Linked DNA regions of Homo sapiens: region 2 is linked to region 1. The links are chromatin loops, found by intact Hi-C in ENCODE. Cell type or tissue: HCT116. All regions are shown on one strand. Each heading gives the region's core, and the rest is flanking DNA. Links, peaks and the distances in the headings are about the cores only. Region 1 overlaps PXDC1 (PX domain containing 1). Region 2 overlaps SLC22A23 (solute carrier family 22 member 23).

Region 1 (2,911 bases), core at 96-2,595:
TTTGCCTTTTTGCAAGGGCTGAGGACAGGTTTCAGCCACGGCTGTCTGTGGCCTTCCGTGTGTGATGGGGGTGCAGTGTCCAGGTCTAGGAAGGCAGGGGTCCTGGCCTCCTTATGCAAGTCAAGACTGTCCCCGGGATGCAGCAAGATGAATTATTACATCCAGAGAAGAGTGTCTGGTGGGCAGGGGTCAGAAGAATGGGAGGAAATGTGGAAGAGCAGCTAGGAGGAAGGGGATGCCACCTTCAGATGTTGGCGGGCTGCCATGGGAAGGGGTCAGGTGGGGGCTGGCACTAGGCCTGTGGGTAGAAGTAACTGTGGGCGACTTTGGCTCAGCACAGAACACGTTCTAACATCTGGGGCTGCGTAACCATGGAGTCTGCACCAGCCAGTGGCTAACAGTCTCAGTGCAAAGTCTGGGGGCCCGGAGGTGTTGCTGCAGGAGGCGGCAGGCGGTATGGCCTCTTGCAGCCTTGCAGAGCCGAGGGTCTCAAGTGCTCTGAGTGTTTCCTCCTCTTCCTCTTCTCTGCCGGTCACCGAGTCTGGTTTTCTTTCTCTGAACCCCCCAGACCTTCCGATCTCTGTTCCCGGTCTAGCTCGCCCCTCACTGTGTCTAAGGGAGCTTCTTAATCTAGAGCAGTTGTGCCTGCCGGTGGCGAGGCGGTACACCCACGCACACCATGGCAGATACCTCCCTTCAGGAGTGTTTTTTAATGAAATTACTATTGACAATAAATAGCCCCAACATCCCTTTGAGAAAATGGCTCACACATAGGCACACCATGTTCTCAGTCTTGGTCCCATATTTGGCATGTTTCTGGATCTGTGGCTCCCCAGGCTGAGGCGCGGGGTCCAGAGAGTCCTGGCATCACCTGAGACTGTCCACACGGCTTTCTCTCATGCGTCCCCCTTTCTCCAGGATATGAACCCGAGGACTGAGCCAGTCATCCCAAAGCTCTGACCTCTGAGGCTTATTAACTGTCTTAAAAGCTCACTCTCACCATCAAGCCCAAGTTCTTGGTCATTCTGGGCATTCAGAGCCTAGCCCACGCTAGCCTTTTGATGTTGTCACCTCCACTCCAGAGCCTCAGCCTCCTGCAGGGGACTGGCCAGCCGTTGCATGGACTGTGGCCCTGCAGGGTCCTTCGTGCAAACCTGCCTGTCCACTGCTGTCCTGGTTAATTCCATTCATTCCCGGCCGAGAGCCCACATCCACCCTCCTCCTCCATTTCTTATGCCACTGACATACGTGTAGGGAGGTGGTGCCATGGGGAACAGGCACTGACTGTCTCTGCTCTCATGATGTAGGCTGGGGATGGGGACCTGCAGGTGCTGAGTACCTTGGCTTTTCTAGGATCGTTTAGTTGTCAGGAGCTCCACTAGATGGCGCCCGGCGCTAGCAGGCGCGGCGACTGTTTCCACATCCTGGGGCCACGGTGAGGACAGTCAGGATGGACTGCATCCCTTGGCAGTGCTTCCAACCAGTACAGCCTTAATCATTCTTTGTCCCAATGCTTATCAAATGTAAGAAAGCAAGAATTTAGAGCGTTCTGCCTCATGGCTGCAGCTGTGCAATGTAAAAGGAAATGCAAACCTCAGCTTCGATCTGGCAACTTGGACTCATCAATCTCAGCCACAAAATCTGACCATTCAGGTTTAAGAGGCCTGGAAATGAATCACAATTTTATTTTTCATTAATCTGGCTTCTGGCCAATCTCAACCTTAGTTTCACTATGTAGGGGTAGCCCAGCTAGCCAGTTAATACAAGGGCACTGCTTTGGGTTTTGTTCCGTTGCTGGAGTACATGGGAAATACAGTGGGAGAGAGGAGGTGAAAGGGAGGAAGGCTAGAGTATGAATGCTTTCACGGCTGAGACCGCGTGTCTGCTGAGAAAAGGAATAGAGTTATTGAAGTGAGGGGTTGTGACGTTTGTGGGGCTATGAAAACATAGCTGCATCTAAAAAACAGAAAAATTGCCATCAGGCAAACAGACACATTGGTAATTGTTGCAAAAAAGATCCATTGATTGATAGATGCAAAGATTTGTGAGTGAAACTGAGGAGAAACAGGATTTGCATAGCTGCAAGGCATCCTCCTTCAATTAACTACAAAGGGAAAGGTGGTAACTTCGCTGTGGAAACAGCTGGCAGAAGCCTCCTCACCAGGCACTCCACAGCAGCCTCAGCAGCAGCAGGACCTGTCAGCCTCAGCCCCACCCCCATATGCCACTCCAGGTCTCATGCAGCGTCACTGTGTAGGGTTCCTGCCAAAAATGCATCACCTCAATCGAATCACTCTGAAACTGCCAACAAACCCAAATCGAGGGACATTTGCTAAAATAGCTCAGTCCTCTCTAAGAGTGCTACGGTCATGAGGGACAAGGAACGATGGAGGAACTGTCAGAGGTCGCAGAAGACCAAGACAGAGCAACTCATTGCAGCAAGAGATCCTGGATTGGGGCCCCCACGGAAAAGAGGAACGTTGGTGGAAAGACTGTTGAAATTCAAGTGAAGGAGGTCTTTCATTTAGTTAACAGAATTGTGCCAATGTCAGTTTCCATGGAAGAGCAGGGCTGCTTTCATTTGGAAAAATATGAGTGTAAAAAAATAGCTTGAAAGTCAACTATTTCATGGAATCAGTCATGTATGTGATTAAAATGGCTACATTGGTCAAAGATTCTTGCTATAGATACTAAGCTGACTTCTAAGACATTCACACTGTATGTTTGAAGAGAGGCTCAGATGCTATAATTTTTCTTGAATGACAGCATTTTCTTCCGTTCTTTTTTATTTACATCATAACAGATCTGAGGACATTACTAACAATGATCATAATAGCTGTGAGGAAATGCGGACCTCAGCCTTGATACGGCTGTTTGGACTCATCAATTTCAGCCACAAAATCTGATTATT
Region 2 (2,911 bases), core at 191-2,690, 440 kb after region 1:
AGGGATGCACGGGAACCCCAAATCAGAGAAGCCCTTGGTACCTGGACAGGCCTCTCGTTAGACTCCCAGTTCAGAAGATCGGGGACACTAGGTCACTAGAAGCTCCTTGGTGCTGCCGTAGCTCAGCCAGGATGTCACCCTCTGCCTCAACTTGTGCAGGGCCGTGAGAGTCAGGTCACCCAGGCTGGACCACGTGCTGGGTGGGGTGGGGCCTACCCAGGGACGCCTGAAGCTTTTGCTTCGCTGGACAGAAGAAGGACATGAGCCAGGTCTGGTTGACATGAAGGGTGCTGAGTGCTGGTGCATCTGTGGTCCCTTTTTATCCAGGGACAGTGACGAGAAACACGATGACACTCACATGGCACTCACATTTCAGCTCCTTTTCTAAGTGATTTGCAAATATTAATTCATATTTAATATTTAGCCCCCAAGTGCTTCACGTGTATTATTTCTCCATGACAGCCTATGAGAGAGGCACTATAATTAGCCCCGTTTGCCGATGAGGAAACGGGAGCACAGAGAGGCTAAGCAGCTTCCAGAGGTCACACAGCTGCTAAGAAGTTGAGCGAGGACTTGTCCAGCAGGGGTGCAAAGTCCAGCAGGGGTGGCTTTGCCACGCTGCTCTAACATGAGGGAGAGCTCTGGATAGATACAAACTTCCCTGCGCTGAGTAGTGAGTACTCAATCCAGGTTTCTCCAGCGGGGCCATGCTTGCTCGTTTTGGACGGTCCAGATGGCTTTCCCAGATTTCCCCAGACCTCACTCGTTAGCAGGTTAATGCTCTTAGGCTTACAGTACAATTTGTTTGTGGCATTTCCCTAATTAAGTCATCACACTCTGCTTCTTTCACGTTAAAATATTGTCTGGGAATAGCTTGTTTTCTCAAATCCTAATTACACTGATTCATTTCCCTCCTATATTTGGAAAGTGGTATTAGATCCTTTTTAAAAATTTATTTCTTTGCTTATGAGTTTTGCTGGTGCTTATTTCCTTTCCAGAGTCCCAGGCAGGAGGCTGGGTGAGAGGCAGTTGGTGACATGTGACTTAACAAAGAGGATAGAGGCTTCACCTCCTTGGGGAGCGGTCCTCAGGTGGTGGCTCTGCCCCGCAGCCCTTCACAGTGGACTCTGCTCTCTTCCACCCCCAGCTGTCAGATGTGTTGATGGCAGCACGATTGGCAGGGCTGCTGAGTGTGGGGGAAGGCAGCGTGTCTTTCAGTTGCTACATCTCCCACTTCCAGCTTCCTCTGCCCAGGCTCAGTTTTCTGCATGGAATCTTCCTCCCATCACCCCATCTAATCCCACAGCCAACACCTGCTCCGAGCCTCGTGTCTGTCACCCTCTCGCGCCCTGGCCGGCTGGCTGGGCTCCCAGCTTTGTTCCATCCTCCCTGCCACCAGGTCACACATGATCTGATCACATCACCACCGGCTTCAAGCCTCTCCAGTGCCTCCCAGTGCCTTTCGGGTAGACCCCAGGTCCTCCAGGCCACTGCAGAGGCTCTGATCTCTGCCTCCCACCACCTCACACCCTGGCCTTCGTTTGGCTCCCAGGACACACCACCGTCTCCCTCTCCACAGGTCCCTCCCGGTGCACACTCCCTGTCCTCTCAGCTCCCCACTCTTGCCTTGCCCAGCTCCTCAGAGACCAAGTCAGCCCCCAGTTATTCACTGTTACAACTTCAGCACTTCTCCCCGCTTCCCCTCATCCCAGCTACGACGAGTAATTGCAGGGTTCCTTATTACTGCCTGTCACCCCTGCAGAGCGGCAAGGCCAGGCAAGGCAGGGCCCGTCTGTAGAGCCAGACACTTCTGTGCCCCCAGCAGCAGCCCAGCCGAAGGCCTGACGCGACGCGTAGCAGGTGTGCCATGAATATTTATGGGCTAAACGAACCCAGGACTCCTATAGGAAGGAAGGGTTAGGATTGCGGTTGCATTGCCACTGGGTAAGTAAGCGTCTCGGGCCTGGCTGGAGGTACGTGTAGGGGTCCAGTGGGGCTGCTCACTGCCCCATCAGTACATCCTAACCTTGGACTTATGCCGGGGGAAAACCTGATGTTCTCAAATTTCTTATTTCCTTTTCTCTTTTAAAGCTGTCCTTGGTTTATCTCCTAGCAAGTGTGAAGTTCTTACTGGCCTGTGCAGCTGAGTTTAGATATGTGGGTGTGTTCCTGAGCATCATTCTCTCAATGTCAGTCCTGCAACCTTCATATCACATAACGTGCCCAACTGCTGAGAGCACTCCTGTGTCATTAGTTCCTGAGGTTTTGAGCGTTTAAAGCAGGAGTAGAAGGCCCGCTGGTTCCCAATGTGGCCGTGTGGCCAGCAGCCTAATGCAAAAACGAGACCCGGGATGAGTGCCACACACGGCACTGTGCCTTCAGTTTCACAGGCTGAGCATCCCTTATCCAGAATGCTCGGGACCAGAAGTGTTTTGGGGATTGGATGTTTTGGGATTTGGGGATATTTGTATGATACTTACTGGTTGAGCTTTCCAAATCCAAAAATCCCAAATCTGAATGCTCCAGTGAGCATTTCCTTTGAGAATCATGTGGGTGCTCAAAAGATTCTCAATTTTAGAGCATTTCAGGCTTCAGATTTTGTAGAATCTCAAATGGTAGTAATGTAACTCAATGTAGAATGTCGAATGCTCAAATGGTAGTAAGATAAGCAAAAAGTCACTGGACAGTGACTGCCAGGCATCGGAGGAAGCGCTTCATATGTATCTCATCTGCATCTGAGCTTCATGAGGGAGAGGAGCCATTCTCCCTACTTTACAGGAACAGAACGGGCCCAAAGAGGCTGAGCAGTGGGGAGCAGTAACTCCATGATACCTCTCAGTGTCAGGCTAGCCCCAGGGGAAGGACGGCAAATGCACTCCTGTCTTCTTCCTTGTGGGGAGCCACGTGCAGG

Evidence for each region. Peaks named below come from ENCODE experiments on the same cell type or tissue, not always from the same donor. Only the 100,000 strongest peaks of a DNase experiment are listed, where the experiment ranks them.
Region 2: it touches region 1 in a loop (5-fold over the local background); 29 of 110 quality-filtered maps call a loop at or near these places.

Annotation. Positions count from the first base shown.
Region 1 is chr6:3,731,199-3,734,109 of GRCh38, reverse strand. All of the region lies in intron 3 of PXDC1 (PX domain containing 1), which reads left to right. Among named protein-coding and RNA genes, the nearest start is that of PXDC1, 19 kb to the left of the region's middle. RefSeq lists a silencer at 1,461-1,755. In HCT116, for the core only: a CTCF peak has its summit at 1,388 (motif pointing right); a DNase peak (open chromatin) is centred at 1,398.
Region 2 is chr6:3,294,014-3,296,924 of GRCh38, reverse strand. All of the region lies in intron 5 of SLC22A23 (solute carrier family 22 member 23), which reads left to right. Among named protein-coding and RNA genes, the nearest start is that of PSMG4, 37 kb to the right of the region's middle. RefSeq lists an enhancer at 1-220. In HCT116, for the core only: a CTCF peak has its summit at 1,146; no DNase peak of the experiment used is centred there.